Linked DNA regions of Homo sapiens: region 2 is linked to region 1. Evidence: read pairs that join two places in POLR2A ChIA-PET (ENCODE). Cell type or tissue: GM12878. All regions are shown on one strand. Each heading gives the region's core, and the rest is flanking DNA. Links, peaks and the distances in the headings are about the cores only.

Region 1 (8,341 bases), core at 78-8,077:
AAACCCTATCTCTACTAAAAATACAAAAATTAGCCGAGCATGGTGACAGGCACCTATAATCCCAGCTACTTGGGAGGCTGAGACAGGAGAATCACTTAAACCCAGGAGGCAAAGGTTGCAGTGAGCTGAGATCACACTGCTGTACTCCAGCCTGGGCGACAGAGTGAGACTCCATCTCAAAAAAAAGCAATCTAGCATTCAGATTTAAATGTTTACTATAATCAGTGACAAAGTATTCTACTTCGTTTTGTGGTAAAAAAAAATTATTAACATAAACATCATTTTAACCCCTTTTAAGTGTACAGTTCAGTGGTATTAAGTACATTCATATTGTTGTGCAGCCATCACCACCATCCATCTTTTTTATCTTCCTAAACTGAAACCTTTTGTCTTAGCTAGGAGATCAACTTTTTCTTTTAACAAGTTTACTATATAACTTGTCAAAGGTTTTTCTGTAAAACAGTCATCTGACAGCCTCTGCCCCATCAGCTATACAACCTCTGCCCCATCGGCTATCTGTGTAGTAAAGGCACACGCAGTGAAGCCTCCATTCTTTCAATCTAAGGACCTGCCTGCTTGAAGACAGACTGTAAAACACCTTCATGGATGAGTTATGACTTATGATCAAACACCATCAGAGGCAGCCACTGAAAGGGCTGACCATAAAGACACTATGCTGAAATGAGAAACGCCTACAACCATCCTGGCTAACACGGTGAAACCCCGTCTCTACTAAAAATACAAAAAATTAGCCGGGCGTGGTGGCACATGCCTGTAATCCCAGCTACTCAGGAGGCTGAGGCAGGAGAATCGCTTGAACCTGAGAGGCGGAGGTTGCAGTGAGCCAAGATCGCGCCATTGCACCCCAGACTGGGCAATAAGAGCGAAACTCCGTCTCAAAAAAAAAAAAAAAAAAAAAGAAAGAAAGAAAGGAAAACACCTACTTATTTCCTAGTTGTGAGTGACATCATGTCCCTACTGATGTCCTAGAAGGTTGTGCTTCTCAGCCTCCCTTCCTGCTTCCCCATAGGCTTTGTTCCTGGCCTGCTTTCCTCATCTACCCTTTCTCCCCAGGGCTTCTCAGCCTGACTCCTGGCTCCAATTCTCATCTGTTTGCTGATGTCTCTTACATACACACCTCTCAAGCCTCTCCCCTAAGCTCCTTATTTACACTATTTCCACTTGGTATCTCCACTCAAATGCCTAATAAGCACTTCAAATCTAACAAGACCAAAAACAGAATTCTTGATTTCCCCACAGTAGCTGTTCTTTCCCAGCCATCTCAGTTAATTATACCACTAGCTACCCTGTTTATTCCTCCGGCGGAAAGTTTAGGAAACATCCTACAACAAGCCCACATCTGAAACAGCTGGTTACAACAGTTTTACCTCCAAGTCAGATCCCCAACCTGACCAACAATCATCATCTCCCTGGCTACTCTCCCATCACTGACCATGGGGACAGCAGGAATGCCTCTATTCATTCCTGCCTCATTCCATCCTCGATAAATCTTTCTAAAGCACAAATCACTAATGTCACTACCCTGCTCAAAACACTCCAGTGGGCCGGGGTGCGGTGGCTCGTGCCTGTAATCCCAGCACTTTGGGAGGCAGAGGCAGGCGGATCACTTGAGGTCAGGAGTTTGAGACCAGCCTGGCCAACATAGTGAAACCTTGTGTCTACTAAAAATACAAAAATTAGCTGGGTGTGGTAGTGCCTGTAATCCCAGCTACATGGGAAACTGAGGCACGAGAATAACTTGAACCCAGGAGTCAGAGGTTGCAGTGAGCTGAGAATGCATGACTGCACTCGAGCCTGGCAGCCTAAGTGACAAAGTGAGACTGTCCCTAAAAAAAAAACTAAAATTAAAAATTAAAAGAAAACAGGGGCTTAGCCTTGTTCACTGCTGAATCCCCAGAACTTTAACAGTGTCTGACACCTAGGAAGAATTCAATAAGCATCTGTTGACTTCTAAGTTTTTTGGTTTTTTGTTTTATTTTTGAGATAGGGTCTTGCTCTGTCACCCAGGCTGGATACAGTTGTACAATCGTGGCTCACTGCGGTCTCAACCTCCCAAGTGATCCTCCCATCTCAGCCTCTCACACTGCTGGGACTACAGGCATGAGCCACCACATCTGGCTAATTTATTTTATTTTATTTTTTAATATTTATTTATTTGAGACAGAGTCTCGCTCTGTCACCCAGGCTGGAGTACAGTGGCATGATCTCAGCTCACTGCAACCTCCGCCTCCCAGGTTCAAGCAATTCTCCTGCCTTAGCCTCCTGAGTAGCTGGGATTACAGGCGCTTCCCACTAAGCCTGGCTAATTTTTCTATTTTTAGTAGAGACGGGGTTTCACCATGTTAGTCAGGCTGGTCTTGAACTCCTGATCTCAGGTGATCCGCCTGCCTCGGCCTCTCAAAGTGCTGGGATTACAGGCGTGAGCCACTGCACCAGGCTTTTTTTATTTTTTGTAGAGATGAGGGTCTCACTATGTTGCCCAGGCTGGGACTGATTTGTGTTTTTTTTTTTAAAGTAGATATTAAACATACATCTCAGATGACAAGTGGAATTTATTCCCAAAGTGCAAGGATGGTTTAACAAAAATCAATTAAGGTAATATGCCACATTACTAGAATGAAGGAGAAAAACAATGATCATCCCAACTGATGCAGAAAAAGCATTTAACAAAATTCAAGATAACTTTTTGATTAAAAAATACTCAATGAAATAGGAATAGAAGGCAATATCCTCAACATAATAAAGGGGTATATATGAAAATCTCACAGCTTACATCACACTTGATGGTGAAAGACTAAAAGCTTTTCCCCTAAAATCAGGAACAAGACAAGGATGCCACTTCTATTTAATCCAGTACTGAAAAGTTTTAGCCAGAGAAATTAAGCAAGAACCTTCTCACTGCCTCATTTACCCTTTCTCTCCAGGCATCTCAACTGGACAGGAAGTAGTAAAATTATTTCCGTTCCTAGATGACATGATCTTACATGTAGAAAACCCTAAAGATTACACACACACACAGCTAATAAATGAATTCAACAAAGTTGTAGGATGCAAAATGAACATGCAAAAATCAGTTGCATTTCTATTGTTCACTGACAGTGAACAATCTAAAAACAAAATTAGGAAAACATTCCATTTATAATAGCATCAAAAAGAATAAAATACTTAGGAATAAATTTAAGCAAGGGAGACAAAAGACATAAACTGAAACATTGCTGAAACAAATTAAAGACGTAAAATAAAGGGAAAGAAATCCCACTTTCCCACTTTCATGGATTGGAAGATGATATTCTTTTTTTTTTTTCTTTTTTTTAGACAGAGTCTTGCTCTGTCACCCAGGCTGGAGTGCAGTGGCACAATCTCGGTTCACTGCAATCTCCGCCTCCCAGGTTCAAGCGATTCTCCTGTATCAGCCTCCTGAGTAACTGGGATTACAGGTGTATGCCACCACACCTGGATAATTTTTGTATTGTTAGTAGAGACAGGGTTTCACCATGTTGGCCAGGCTGGGAAGACAATATTCTTTAAATGACAACGTTATCCAAAGCTATCTACAAACGCAATCCATATCAAAATGCAATGCAATCCCTATCAAAATTCTAACAGCTGGCCAGGCACGGTGGCCCATGCCTGTAAACCCAGCACTTTGGGAGGTCAAGTGGGGAGGACTGCTTGAGCCCTGGAGTCCTCAAGACCAGCCTGGGCAACACAGTGAGACTCCATCTCTACAAAAAATTTTTTAATTAGCCAGGCACAGTAGTACATTCCTGTAGTCCCACCTACTTAGCAGGCTGAGGTGGGAGGATCACTTGAGCCTGGGAGCTCAAGGCTGTAGTGAGCAGTGACTGCGCCAATGCATTCCAGCCTAGGTGACAGAGCAAGACTCCGTCTCAAAAAAAAAAAAAGAATATTGTCTTCCAATCCATGAACGTGGGATTTCTTTCCATTTACTTGTTTAAAAAAACAAAAAAAAAAAAGCTGGGTGCAGTGGCCCACGCCTGTAATCCCACCACTTTGGGAGGCCAAGGCAGGTGGGTCATGAGGTCAAGAGATCGAGACCATCTTGGCCAACATGGTGAAACCCCGTCTCTACTAAAAATACAAAAATTAGCTGGGCGTGGTGGCAGGTGCCTGTAATATCAACTACTCAGGAGGCTGAGGCAGGAGAATCGCTTGAACCCAGGAGGTGGAGTTTGCAGTGAGCCAAGATTGCGTCACTGCACTCCAGCCTGACAACAGAGTGAGACTGTCTTAAAAACCAAAAAAAAAAAAAAAAAAAAAGAAAGAAATTCTCCCCATTACTTTGTCCAAAGAAAAAAGTGGGAACCCTGAATAGCCAAAACAAACTTGAAAAACAAGAACTAAGTTGAGGACTCACACTTCCTGATTTCAAAACTTACTATAAAGCTACAGTAAGCAGAACAATGTGGTACTGGCATAAGGTCAGACATATAAAACAATAGAGAGCCCAGATCTTCTGTAGTTCATCAGTATGATACCTGGGTGTTTCACACACATGTGAGATGAGTCATTCTTGAACCTTGTTATGATGTCAGCACTACCCATCTAACCTGAAAAAAAGAAAAGAAGAAGAAAAAAGAACCCAAAAATAAACTCTCACAAATATAATCAACTGATTTTTGACAAAGATGCCATGACCAGTCACTGGGGAAAGGACAGTCTCTTCAACAAATGCTACTGGGAAAACTGGATAGTTACACGCAAAAGTGAAGTTGGACTCTTATACACAAAAATTAACTCAAAATAGATCAAATAAATGAAAAAAGAAGAGCTAAAACTGTAAAGCCCTTAGAAGAAAATATAAGAAAAAGATCTTCATGATGCTGAGTTTAGCAAGGATTGAAAAGTATAGGCAACAAAAGAAAAAAATTGATAAACTGGAATTCATAAAAATTAAAAACTTTTGGCCGGGCGTGGTGGCTCACGCCTTAATCCTAGCACTTTGGGAAGCCAAGGCAAGCGGACTGCTTGAGCTCAGAAGTTTGAGACCAGCCTGGACAACATGGCAAGACCCCATATCTTAAAAAAAAATAAATACAAAAAAAATTAGCCAGGCATGGTGGTGTGCACCTGTAGTTTCAGCTACTTGAGAGGCTGAGGTGGGAGGACTGCTTGAGTCCAGGAAGTGGAGGCTGCAATGAGCCAACACTGTAGCACTGCACTCCACCCTGGGTGACTGAGGGAGACTCTGTCTTAAAAAAGAAAAAAAAAAAAAAGTTAAAAATTGTGCAAATCACACAATAAAGAGAGTGAAATGCTAACCAACAGAATGGGAGAAACTATTCACAAATCATATATCTAACAAGGGTTTAATATCCAGAATTTGTAAAGAATTCCTACAACTCAACAATAACAACAAAATAACAATTAATAACTCAAAGTGAGAAAAGGACTTGAATGAACATTTCTCTAAAGAAGATATACAGGCTCGGTGGGGTGGCTCATGCCTGTAATCCCACCACTTTGGAAGGCTGAGGTGGATGGGTCACTTGAGCTCAGGAGTTCAAGGCCAGCCTAGGCAACATGGTGAAACCCCATCTCCACAAAAAATATGAATATAAGCCAGGCATGGGGGCACATGCCTGCAGTCCCAGCTACTTGGAAGACTGAGGTGGGAGGATCACTTGGGACCAGAGGCTTGAGGCTGCAGTCAACTGTGATTGCGCCACTGCAGTCTGGGCAACAGAGCAAGAAGACCCCGTCTCAAGAAAAAGAAAAAGAAAAAAAAACCCAAACAACAACAAAAAAGAAGATATACAAATGGCCAATCAACATATGAAAAATTGCTCAACATCAATATTCCTTAGAAAATACAAATTGAAATCACAATGAGATACCAATTCCCACCCACTGGCCCTTGGGTACATGTGCACAACATACAGGTTTGTTACATATGCATACATGTGCCATGTTGGTGTGCTGCACCCGTTAACTCGTCATTTACATTAGGTTTATCTCCTAATGCTATCCCTCCCCCCTCCCCCCATCCCCCGGCAGGCCCTGGTGAGTGATGTTCCCATGTCCAGGTGTTCTCATTGTTCAATTCCCACCTATGAGTGAGAACATGCGGTGTTTGGTTTTCTGTCCTTGCGATAGTTTGCTCAGAATGATGGTTTCCAGCTTCATCCATGTACCTATAAAGGACATGAACTCACCTTTTTTTATGGCTGCATAGTATTCCATGGTGTATATGTGCCACATTTTCTTAATCCAGTCTATCATTGATGGACATTTGGGTTGGTTCCAAGTCTTTGCTATTGTGAATAGTGCCGTAATAAACATACGTGTGCATGTGCCTTTATAGCAGCATGATTTATAATCCTTTGGGTATATGCCCAGTAATGGGATGGCTGGGTCAAATGGTATTTCTAGTTCTAGATCCTTGAGGAATCGCCACACTGTCTTCCACAATGGTTGAACTAGTTTACAGTCCCACCAACAGTGTAAAAGGGTTCCTATTTCTCCACATCCTCTCCAGCACCTGTTGTTTCCTGACTTTTTAATGATCCCCATTCTAACTGGTGTGAGGGTATCTCATTGTGGTTTTGATTTGCATTTCTCTGATGGCCAGTGACGACAAGCATTTTTTCATGTGTCTGTTGGCTGCATAAATGTCTTCTTTTGAGAAGTGTCTGTTCATATGCTTCACCCACTTTTTGATAGGGTTGTTTGATTTTTTTCTTGTAAATCTGTTTAAGTTCTTTGTAGATTCTGGATATTAGCCCTTTGTCAGATGGGTAGATTGTAAAAATTTTCTCCCACTCTGTAGGTTGCCTGTTCAGTCTGATGGTAGTTTCTTTTGCTGTGTAGAAGCTCTTTAGTTTAATTAGATCCCATTTGTCAATTTTGGCTTTTGTTGCCATTGCTTTTGGTGTTTTAGTCATGAAGTCCTTGCCCATGCCTATGGCCTGAATGGTATTGCCTAGGTTTTCTTCTAGGGTTTTTATGGTTTTAGGTCTAACATTTAAGTCTTTAATCCATCTTGAATTGATTTTTGTATAAGGTGTAAGGAAGGGATCCAGTTTCAGCTTTCTACATATGGCTCCTGGATCGATAGTTTCTATGTAGAATAATGAAAACATTCTGGAAATGGATAGTGATGATGGTTGCATAACAATGTGAATACATTTAATGTCACTAAATAGTACACTTAAAAATGGTTAAAATGGGCCAGGCACGTTGGCTCACACCTGCAATCCCAGCACTTGGGGATGCCAAGGTGGGCAGATCACTTGAGGTCAGGAGTTCAAGACCAGCCTGGCCAACATGGTGAAACCCTATCTCTACAAAAAATACAAAAATTAGCCGGGTGTGGTGGCACATGCCTGTAGTCCCAGCTACTTGGTAAGCTGAGACAGAAGAATCGCTTGAACCGGGAGGCAAAGGTTGCGGTGAGCAGAGACCACGCCGTTGCATTCCAGCTTGAGTGACAAGGAGACTCCGTCTCAAAAAAAAAATCACCAAATAATTTTTGTTTGTTTGTTTTGAGAGTCTTGTTCGGTCACCCAGGCTGGAGTGCTGTGACACGATCCTGGCTCACTGCAACCTTTACCTCTGGGTCCAAACAATTCTTCCTCAGCTTCCCAAGTAGCTAGAATTACAGGTGCGTGCCACCATGACCCTGCTAATTTTTGTATTTTTAGTACAGGCAAGGTTTCACCATGTTGGCCAAGCTGGTCTTGAACTTCTGACCTCAAGTGATCCACCCACCTTGGCCTCCCAAAGTGCTGGGATTACAGGCATGAGCCACTGCACCCAGCCACCAAATAATTTTAAAAGTATAATGAGAAGAGGCTTGCCTGCCACCATGTAAGACATGCCTTTGCTCCTCTTTCACCTTCTGCCATGATTGTGAGGCCTCCCCAGCCATGTGGAACTTATATTCATTGCTCAACAAGGAAGAGACTTGCAAGGCTATTACCCTGGGCAGTTGGCAAGACTCCATTTTGATCATAGTGCAAAGAGAGCTCTCAGATTGGAACAAGAAATTAGCCACAGATTCACTGAATCCTTGACCTCTTAGTTCACTGCCACAGCTCTACTATTGTGAAGAGAGAAGCGGTTTTGAAAGAAATGCTTTTAAATTAAAATAACCAAGGCATTCGAACAAAATATCGTTTGGCATTCTTAGGTAACTCTTTTAGACTAATGTAATGGTAGCAAAACTACTTTTAAGTGTGTATACAGATGGCTCTAATCCTAAAATATTTACATGCTGCAAATTATTTTCAGATTAAGTTGGTCAGCTTACAACAGGGGATCAAGAGCTAGCCTTAAGAGAACTTGTTTTTTACCCCAT
Region 2 (8,341 bases), core at 80-8,079, 230 kb after region 1:
TTCTAATCCATTCATTCTTTTAAAAAAAATTAAGGAAGAACTAATACCTTTTTAGTTTGTTTTCAGACAGGGACTCAGTCTGTCGCCCAGACTTGAGTGCAGTGGTGCGATCATGGCTCACTGCAGCCTTGACCTCCCAGGCTCAAGCGATCCTTTGATCTCAGGCTCCCAAGTAATTGGGACTATGGGCGCATGCCACCACACCTAGTTAATTTTTGTATTTTTTATAGAAACATGGTTTTGCCATGTTGCCCAGGCTGGTCTCGAACTCCTGAGCTCATGCAATCCATTCGCATCAGCCTCCCAAAATGCCGGGATCACAGACATGAGCCACTGCGTCCGGCCAAACGAATATCTTTTATACATCCACATGGATGTCAAAATATATCCTGAGAGTTTTTTAACTCTATGTAAATGTTATCAATACTGTGCTTAGTTCTTAGCACGGACCTTCTTTCCATGTAAGAACTTTAAATTACATTACATTTCTTTCATTTTTACAAGTCCACTGTGTCCATAGGTGGACTGTAAGTTAACCAGCCCTACACTGATGGAAACCATGTTTATTTTGAATATTTCACTGTTCAAAAACATTCTTTTGTAATTATCTTTGTGGGTGCATGCAATTATTTAAGATAAACTCTAAAAATAAAACACTGCAACTAGAGGTACACATTTTAAAATTTTAAAAACACAGCCAAGGCCAGGTGAGGTGGCTCATGCCTGTAATCCCAGCACTTTGGGAGGTTGAGGCAGGTGTATCACTTGAGGTCAGGAGTCTTAGACCAGCTTGGCCAACATGGTGAAATTCTGTCTGTACTAAAATACAAAAACTAGCTGGGCATGGTGGTGCGCATGTGTAATCCCAGCTGCTCGGGAGGCTAAGGCAAGAGAATCACTTGAACCCGGGAGGTGGAAGTTGCAATGAGCTGAGATCGCACCACTGCATTCCAGCCTGGACAACAGAGCGAGACTCAGTCTCAAAAACAACAACAACAAAAAACCACAGCCAAATTGCATTGAATGTCTTCATTAATTTACACTTTCATCAACAGCATTTGATAGTACTCATTCCTCAAAACTTTCACACTTTTCCATCTACCTTTTAGGTTTTGAAAATCTTATAGATGAAAATAGTGATTTGAAGAACTTGCATATTCTTAAGTGAGGCTGACCATCTGTTCACACACTTCTTGGCCATGTATTTATTTCTAACAAATTACCAATCTGACATAATCAACGGTAAATACTATGTAATTTAGTCTAAGGGGTTCAGATTCTTTATACATTTTTAGGATTCTAGTCCTTTGTTAAATGGTAAATACTTTCTCCCCCTACAAAAAAAACCTGTTTAAAGTGCTAAATTTCTTACATTTTAACCTCAATTATGTAACAGTGATTCTAAACATATTTGATGAGCTAAACACATAGTAACGGGAAAAAATGTGTGCTCACAAAATTCGTATGTTGAAACCCAACTGTAGTGTCCTGGTATTTAGAAGTAAGGCCTTTGGAAAATAATTAAGTCAGGAGGATAGGCCCCTCAAGAACAGGATTAATGCCCTTATAACTGGGTGTAGTGGCTCATGCCTGTAAGTCCTAGCTACCAGGGATGCTGAGGCACAAGAAACGCTTGAGCCTAGGAGGTGAAGTCTGCAGTGAGTTATGATCGCATAGCTGTTATTCCAGTCTGGGTGACAATGCAAGTATGTACTTTACAATAATTAATTTAATGTTATGTGAAGTATATCTCAATTAAAACAATGCTATATTATGCATAAAATCATACACTGGAAAACTGAATGCCTGTTTTCTACTTCACCCTCAGCATCTGTCCCTGTAGTGGTTGAATAAAAGTTACTTTGTCATCCGGGCGCGGTGGCTCATGCTTGTAATCGCAGAACTTTGGAAGGACAAGGCAGGCAGATCACCTAAGGTCAGGAGTTCAAGACCAGCCTGGCCAACGTGGTGAAACCCTGTCTCTACTAAAAATACAAAAATTAGTAGGGCATGGTGGAAGGCACCTGTAATCCCAGCTACTAGGGAGGCTGAAGCAGAAGAATCACACGAACCCGGCGGAGGTTGCAGTGAGCAGAGATCATGCCAATGCACTCCAGCCTGGGCAACAGAGCAAGATTCTGTCTCAAAAAAAAAAAAAAAAAAAAAGTTGGACGCAGTGTGGCTCACGCCTGTAATCCCAGCACTTTAGGCAGCTGAGGTGGGCAGATCACCTGAGGTCAGGAGTTCAAGACCTGCCTGGCCAAGGTGAAACCCCGTCTCTACTAAAAATACAAAAAAAATCAGCCGGGCGTGGTGGTGCATGCCTGTAATCCCAGCTACTCGGGAGGCTGAGGCATGAGAATCACTTGAACTCAAGAGGCGGAGGTTGCAGTGAGCCGAGATTATGCCACGGCACTCCAGCCTGGGTGACTGAGCAAGACGCTGTCTCAAAAAAAAAAAGGGGGGGGGGGGGCCAGGCGAGGTGGCTCATGCCTGTAATCCTAGCACTTTGGGAGGCCAAGGCGGGTGGATCACCTGAGATCAGAAGTTCGGGACCAGCCTGGCCAATATGGCAAAACCCCATCTCTACTAAAAATACAAAAAAAATTAGCCAGGCGTGGTGGCGGGCGCCTATAATCTCAGCTACTCAGGAGGCTGAGGCAGGACAATCACTAGAATCCTGGGGGCTGAGGTTGCAGTGAGCTGAGATTGCACCACTGCACTCCAACCTCGGCAACAGAGCGAGACTCTGTCTCAGAAACAAAACAAAACAAAAAAACAAAACACAAACAAATTTATACAACACTAGACTCAAAAACGGCACAACATATGTCCTTTTCAAGTAGTATAAGCAAAGGTTCACCAAAGTAGACTATATGCTGTGAAATAAAACAAGTGTGAATAATTTTTTTTTTTTTTTGAAACAGAGCTTCACTCATCGCCCAGGCTGGAATGCAACGGTGCAATCTCGGCTCACTGCAACCTCTGCCTCCCGAGTTCAAGTGATTCTCCTGCCTCAGCCTCCTGAGTAGCTGGGATTACAGGCACCCACCACCACACCCGGCTAATTTTTTTTTGTATTTTTAGTAGAGACAGGGTTTCTCCATGTTGTCCAGGCTGGTCTTGAACTCTTGACCTCAGGTGATCCACCCGCCTTGACCTCCCAAAGTGGTGGGATTACAGGCATGAGCCACCGCGCCCAGCCAAGTGTGAATAAATTTCGAAAGACTAGATTTTCAGTGAATGATTTTGGGTTTTTTTGAATCGGGGTCTCACTCCTTAGCCCAGGCTGCAGTGCAGTGATGCAATCATGGCTCACTGAAGCCTCAATGTCCTTGGTTTCCAGCAATCCTCTCACTGAATAGCTAGGACTACAGGGAAAGGCCACCATGTCCAGCTCTGCCATAGATTTTAATTAGGAATTAACTACAAAATAAGCCAGACATGGTAGCTTGCAATTTGGGAGGCTGAGGAGGGTAGATTGCTTGAGCTCAGGAGTTTGAGACCAGCTTGGGCGGTATGGCAAGACCGTGTCTCTACAATGAATAAAAATTAAGCAAATGTGGTGGTGAGCACCTGTATCCCAGCTGAAACGAGAGGCTGAGGTGGGAGTATCACTTGAGTGAGCAGCAAGACGTGACTGCCAATGCACTCCAGCCTGGGCGAAAGAGCGAGAGATCCTGACTTTTTTTTTTTTTTTTTAGATGGAGTCTGGCTCTGTCGCCCAGGCTGGAGTGCCCTGGCGTGATCGTGGCTCACTGCAACCTCCGCCTCCCGGGTTCAAGCGATTCTCTTGCCTCAGCCTCCCGAGTAGCCTGGGACTACAGGTATGCGCCACCACGCCAGGCTAATTTTTGTATTTTTAGTAGAGCTCTGGTTTCAACTTGTTGGCCAGGCTAGTCTTGAACTCCTGGCCTCAAGTGATCCTCCCGCCTCAGCCTACCCAAATGCTGGGATTACAGGTGTGAGCCACTGCACCTGGCCTTGACCCTGACTCTTAAGGGAAAAAAAAAAAAAAATTCCAAACTCATTTTATGAGGCCAGCATAACCATGACAGCAAAACCTGATGAGAAAATGCTAAGAACAGAAAGTTAAAGATCAATATCTGGACGGGCACAGTGGCTCACGCCTGTAATCCCAGCACTTTGGGAGGCCAAGGCGGGCGGATCATGAGGTCAGGAGATCGAGACCATCCTGGCTAACATGGTGAAACCCCGTCTCTACTAAAAATACAAAAAAATTAGCCAGGCATGGTAGTGGGCACCTGTATTCCCAGCTACTCAGGAGGCTGAGGCAGGAGAACGGTGTGAACCTGGGAGGTAAAGCGTGCAGTGAGTCGAGATCGCGCCACTGCACTCCAGCCTGGGCGAGAGCGAGCCTCCGCCTCAAAAAAAAAAAAAAAAAAAAAAAAAAAAGATAAATATCCTCCACAAATACAGACTAAAATAATCCTTTTAAAGTATATTAAACAATCAAATATAGCCAACACATTAAAAAAAAAAATACAATGTCATCAAATGAGGTAAATTCCAGGAATGCAAAGTTGATTCAACCACTACAAAAATCTTACAATTAAATAATATTAACTGATTAAAAGGAGAAATATCATTACATCAGTGGATACTGAAGAACGGTATCAAAATTTGGCATTCATTCATAAAAACTCAGAAAAATCCAGGAAGAAAGCTTCCTGAAATTGATGAAACATCTATTGTGTGATATCACACACCATGGTAAAATATAAATGTGTTCTTTCGAAGACAGAGAAAAAAGCAAAAATGTCTGCTTTCTAAACCGCTATTGAAAATTACAGTGGAGGTATAATATAATTGGAGGTTTGTGTAATAGAAAATCCTAAGAAATCTACAAAAAAGTGCCAGAATACATGATTTTTTAAAAAGCAATAGAATACACGGCCAAAAATTAAGGAATATTAATTCTCTTTCCACATACTAGGAAAAAATAAGTGGAAAAATTTACACTGTCAGTAACAAAAAAAATGAGATATAAATTTAACAAAATGTGAAAGACCTCTAATAAAACATACAAACCACAGAAGAGGAAAAATTACATTAAATGCTGGTGCTAAAACTTACATGGAAAACCTAAGAGCTATAATAGCAAAAACAATATTGAAAAATGTGAACAAAAGTTGAAGGAGTTTACTCAATTTCAATACTTACTAAAAAAAAAAACTATAATAACTCAGGCCCTGTGGTATTAAGTACAATGAGATGGTTAGAATAGAATACTGAATCTAAATGTAGACATGTGTGATGATTTTCAACAAAGGCAGCAAAATAGTTCAATGTGAGAAGTAGTGTCTTTTCAGCAAATGGTATACAAACAACTAAATACCTATGTGGGGAATAAAATTAACTTCAACCCTTAATTCATAACATCCTCAAAAACAACTTTAAATTGGGTCACAGACCTAACTATAAAAGCAGAAGGCATAAGCTTTCTACAAGAAAACACAGAAAAACACATTTGCAACACTAATATAGGCAAAAAATTTCTTAGGACACAAGAAAAGTTAAGAGCACCTGTCCTCCAAAAAAAAAGTGTTAAGAAAATGAAAATCCAAGCAACTGTGAATAGGGGCTTGAACTGGTTATACTTAAATTCAGAAAAATCAAATGCTAAATTTATAAATTCACTAGAAAACAGAAAACCAATAAAAAGGACAAGTACTAATTCTCCTGCTTATTATTTTTTTATCCTTTAATCCCTCCATCTGGAGTTCAAGAACTGCTTGGGACATTTTCCTTGCATCTTTGTCACCTTCAGCGTTAGTGCTTTAGCCTTCGACCAGACAACACACCATCAGCTGAGTGCAAAATACATACAGACCAACGCTGATGAGTCTAGCTTCTCCTAGTATTCTTAACTGCCCTGTATGTATATACATATGTATATACATATATACATCCAGTGCCCATCTTATACATATGTATATTGCCCTATATGTCTATACATATGTATATTGCTCTATATGTCTATACATAGGTATATACATATGTATATTGCCCTACATGTATATATCTATGTATATACATATATACACCCAGTGCCCATCTTAATTATCAATTGCTCTGTGTTTAGTGCCAGATAAATCATACAGACTTATCAATTGCTCTGTTTAGTGCCATATAAACCATATAGTCTTCTCCTATTTTTAACCGTATACTTCCTGAGTTTTAGTAACTCATCTTACTTTTAGATCCAGATAGCTTCCTATATTTTACAAATTTCTCAATAATGAAAAATAATGTTCTGGTTTTCCTAGGCTTTTTTTTAATACTCTTTTCTGTCTGTCACTGTACAAGTTTAGGGCAGGAGAGATGGTTATATGCTTCATATACATCTTAATCTAAATCCTAGATTTTTTTCTTCTACTTTTTCATTATTTTTCATGCTCACAGAATAGTAAAATAAAAAAGAGATATAATTTACTACAATCCTTCATCTTAGGCTGTTTTGAAGAACTGTAATTCATCTCCTAATAACCAGAAAAGGTTCTAATTCCTCCTGTTATTTCATTTCAATAAAGTATATTAAAAAAAAAAACCTACCAATAACTTTAATGACTTAGTTTCTAGTCCCCAAATTTTAAATCTCCACTTTCTAGATTTCAGTGAAATTCTATAAACTTGGATGATTAGTATGAGACCTGTAATTCACCAACTGATATATATAGTCTCTTATTTACAAGCTGCTCCCACAAAGATGGGTGAAGAAGGCTAATAAATCATAAAATGCCTATCATAGGTCTTTACTTTTCGAAGTATGCTAGAGCTTATTTTTTGAAAATGTGATCACTGGCTCACTGAGGACACAAACATTTAATGGTCAATAAAAAATACCTTATCAATAAAGAACATTTTGGGTTGTTTTTTGTTTTTTGTTTTTGTTTTTGAGACTGAGTCTCACTCTGTCGCCCAGGCTGGAGTGCAGTGGTATGATCTCAGCTCACTGCAACCTCCGCCTCCTGCAACCTCCTTCAAGTGATTCTTCTGCCTCAGCCTCTGGAGTAGCGGGAATTACAGGCACGCACCACCATGCCTGGCTAATTTCTATATTTTTAGTAGAGATGGGGTTTCACCACATTGGCCAGGCTGGTCTTGAACTCCTAACCTCAAGTGATCTGTCTGCTTTGGTCTCCCCAAGTGCTGGGGTTACAGGTATAAGCCACCATGCCCAGCCCACTTTGAATTTAATTACATTGAATAGAAGTTAGGCCAGAATTTACATAACTGGTAACTAAGGTTCATCACACTTAGAAGAAATTCATTACCAGAGAACTTCAAATTTGCATCCACATAAAGCATTCCCTAGAGATTTCAATAAGTTAAACTATATATAGGTACGTATTCCACTTTTTCATATGAATGTGATTCTGTTGCAATTTAAAAACCATTAATTTTAAAACATTACTAAATTAAAGATGTTTTTGGTCGCTGTAAGTTTTCTCTATAAACAAAGAGTAAAACTACTCAAATGATTAAAGAAAATTAAAAAAAGATATCCATAAAAGGGACAATCTATTCATACTTGAAAGTCGAGAACTGTGGACCCACAGCAAGCAATGAATCATCCCATGGTATTGCTGAGAATGACTAAATTAAATCTAACACTCTCATGCAGAAGAATACAAACCATTTTTGGGAAGTACTACTTCTTCTATATTGGGTACAGGTGTTGGGTCTTCCATATCCTTGGTTAGATCTTCTTGCTCATCTTCCTCTTTCTGACTTCTGCGCTTCCCATAAAGGCTAGCTTGGCTAAAACATACAAGTATATGAAATATAAACAAGACTGATTATAGCTACTGATAGCAAACAGTTTCTGAGGTTGTACACCTTCATTATTTGTAGAACATATGCTCAAGATCACTTTAAAAGACAAACAGTAGGTCGGTCGCGGTGGTTCATGCCTGTAATCAGAGCACTTTGGGAGGCCGAGGCAGGTGGATCACTAAGGTCAGGAGTTTGAGACCAGCCTGACCAACATAGCGAATCCCCGTCTCTACTGAAAATACAAAAATAAGCCGGGCATGGTGGCAGGCGCCTGTAATCCCATCTGCTCAGCAGACTGAGGTAGGAGAATCGCTTGAACCCGGAAGGTGGAGGTTGGAGTGAGCTGAGATGGCGCCAGTGCACTCCTGCCTGGGTGACAGAGAGAGACTCCATCTAAAAGAATTTTTAAAAATAAAAAAGGCAAACATTAAAAAGAAAAAATTAGATAACTTCCCCCAAATTACATCTAACCAGCCAATAAAAGAAAAATAAAAGTTAACAGGCATAAAAAATGGGCAAAAAATCCTACTAGACAATTGCG

The links. ChIA-PET counts read pairs that join two places held together with the same protein. Peaks named below come from ENCODE experiments on the same cell type or tissue, not always from the same donor. Only the 100,000 strongest peaks of a DNase experiment are listed, where the experiment ranks them.
Region 2: POLR2A ChIA-PET joins it to region 1 with 10 read pairs; 3 of 35 experiments call an interaction of 5 or more read pairs at or near these places.

Annotation. Positions count from the first base shown.
Region 1 is chr3:47,461,856-47,470,196 of GRCh38, forward strand. The region is part of intron 1 of SCAP (SREBF chaperone); the gene reads right to left. LOC124906372 (small nucleolar RNA U13) reads left to right here and starts at 4,494; the gene lies at 4,494-4,593. It also overlaps the pseudogene SPMIP3P1. RefSeq lists a silencer at 5,081-5,182. In GM12878, for the core only: no CTCF peak of the experiment used is centred there; a DNase peak (open chromatin) is centred at 4,516; H3K4me3 peaks cover 433 bases; H3K27ac peaks cover 986 bases.
Region 2 is chr3:47,693,618-47,701,958 of GRCh38, forward strand. It overlaps SMARCC1 (SWI/SNF related BAF chromatin remodeling complex subunit C1), which reads right to left. Exons shown (of 28, transcript NM_003074.4): 11 at 7,661-7,785. Among named protein-coding and RNA genes, the nearest start is that of HIGD2AP2, 35 kb to the left of the region's middle. In GM12878, for the core only: no CTCF peak of the experiment used is centred there; no DNase peak of the experiment used is centred there.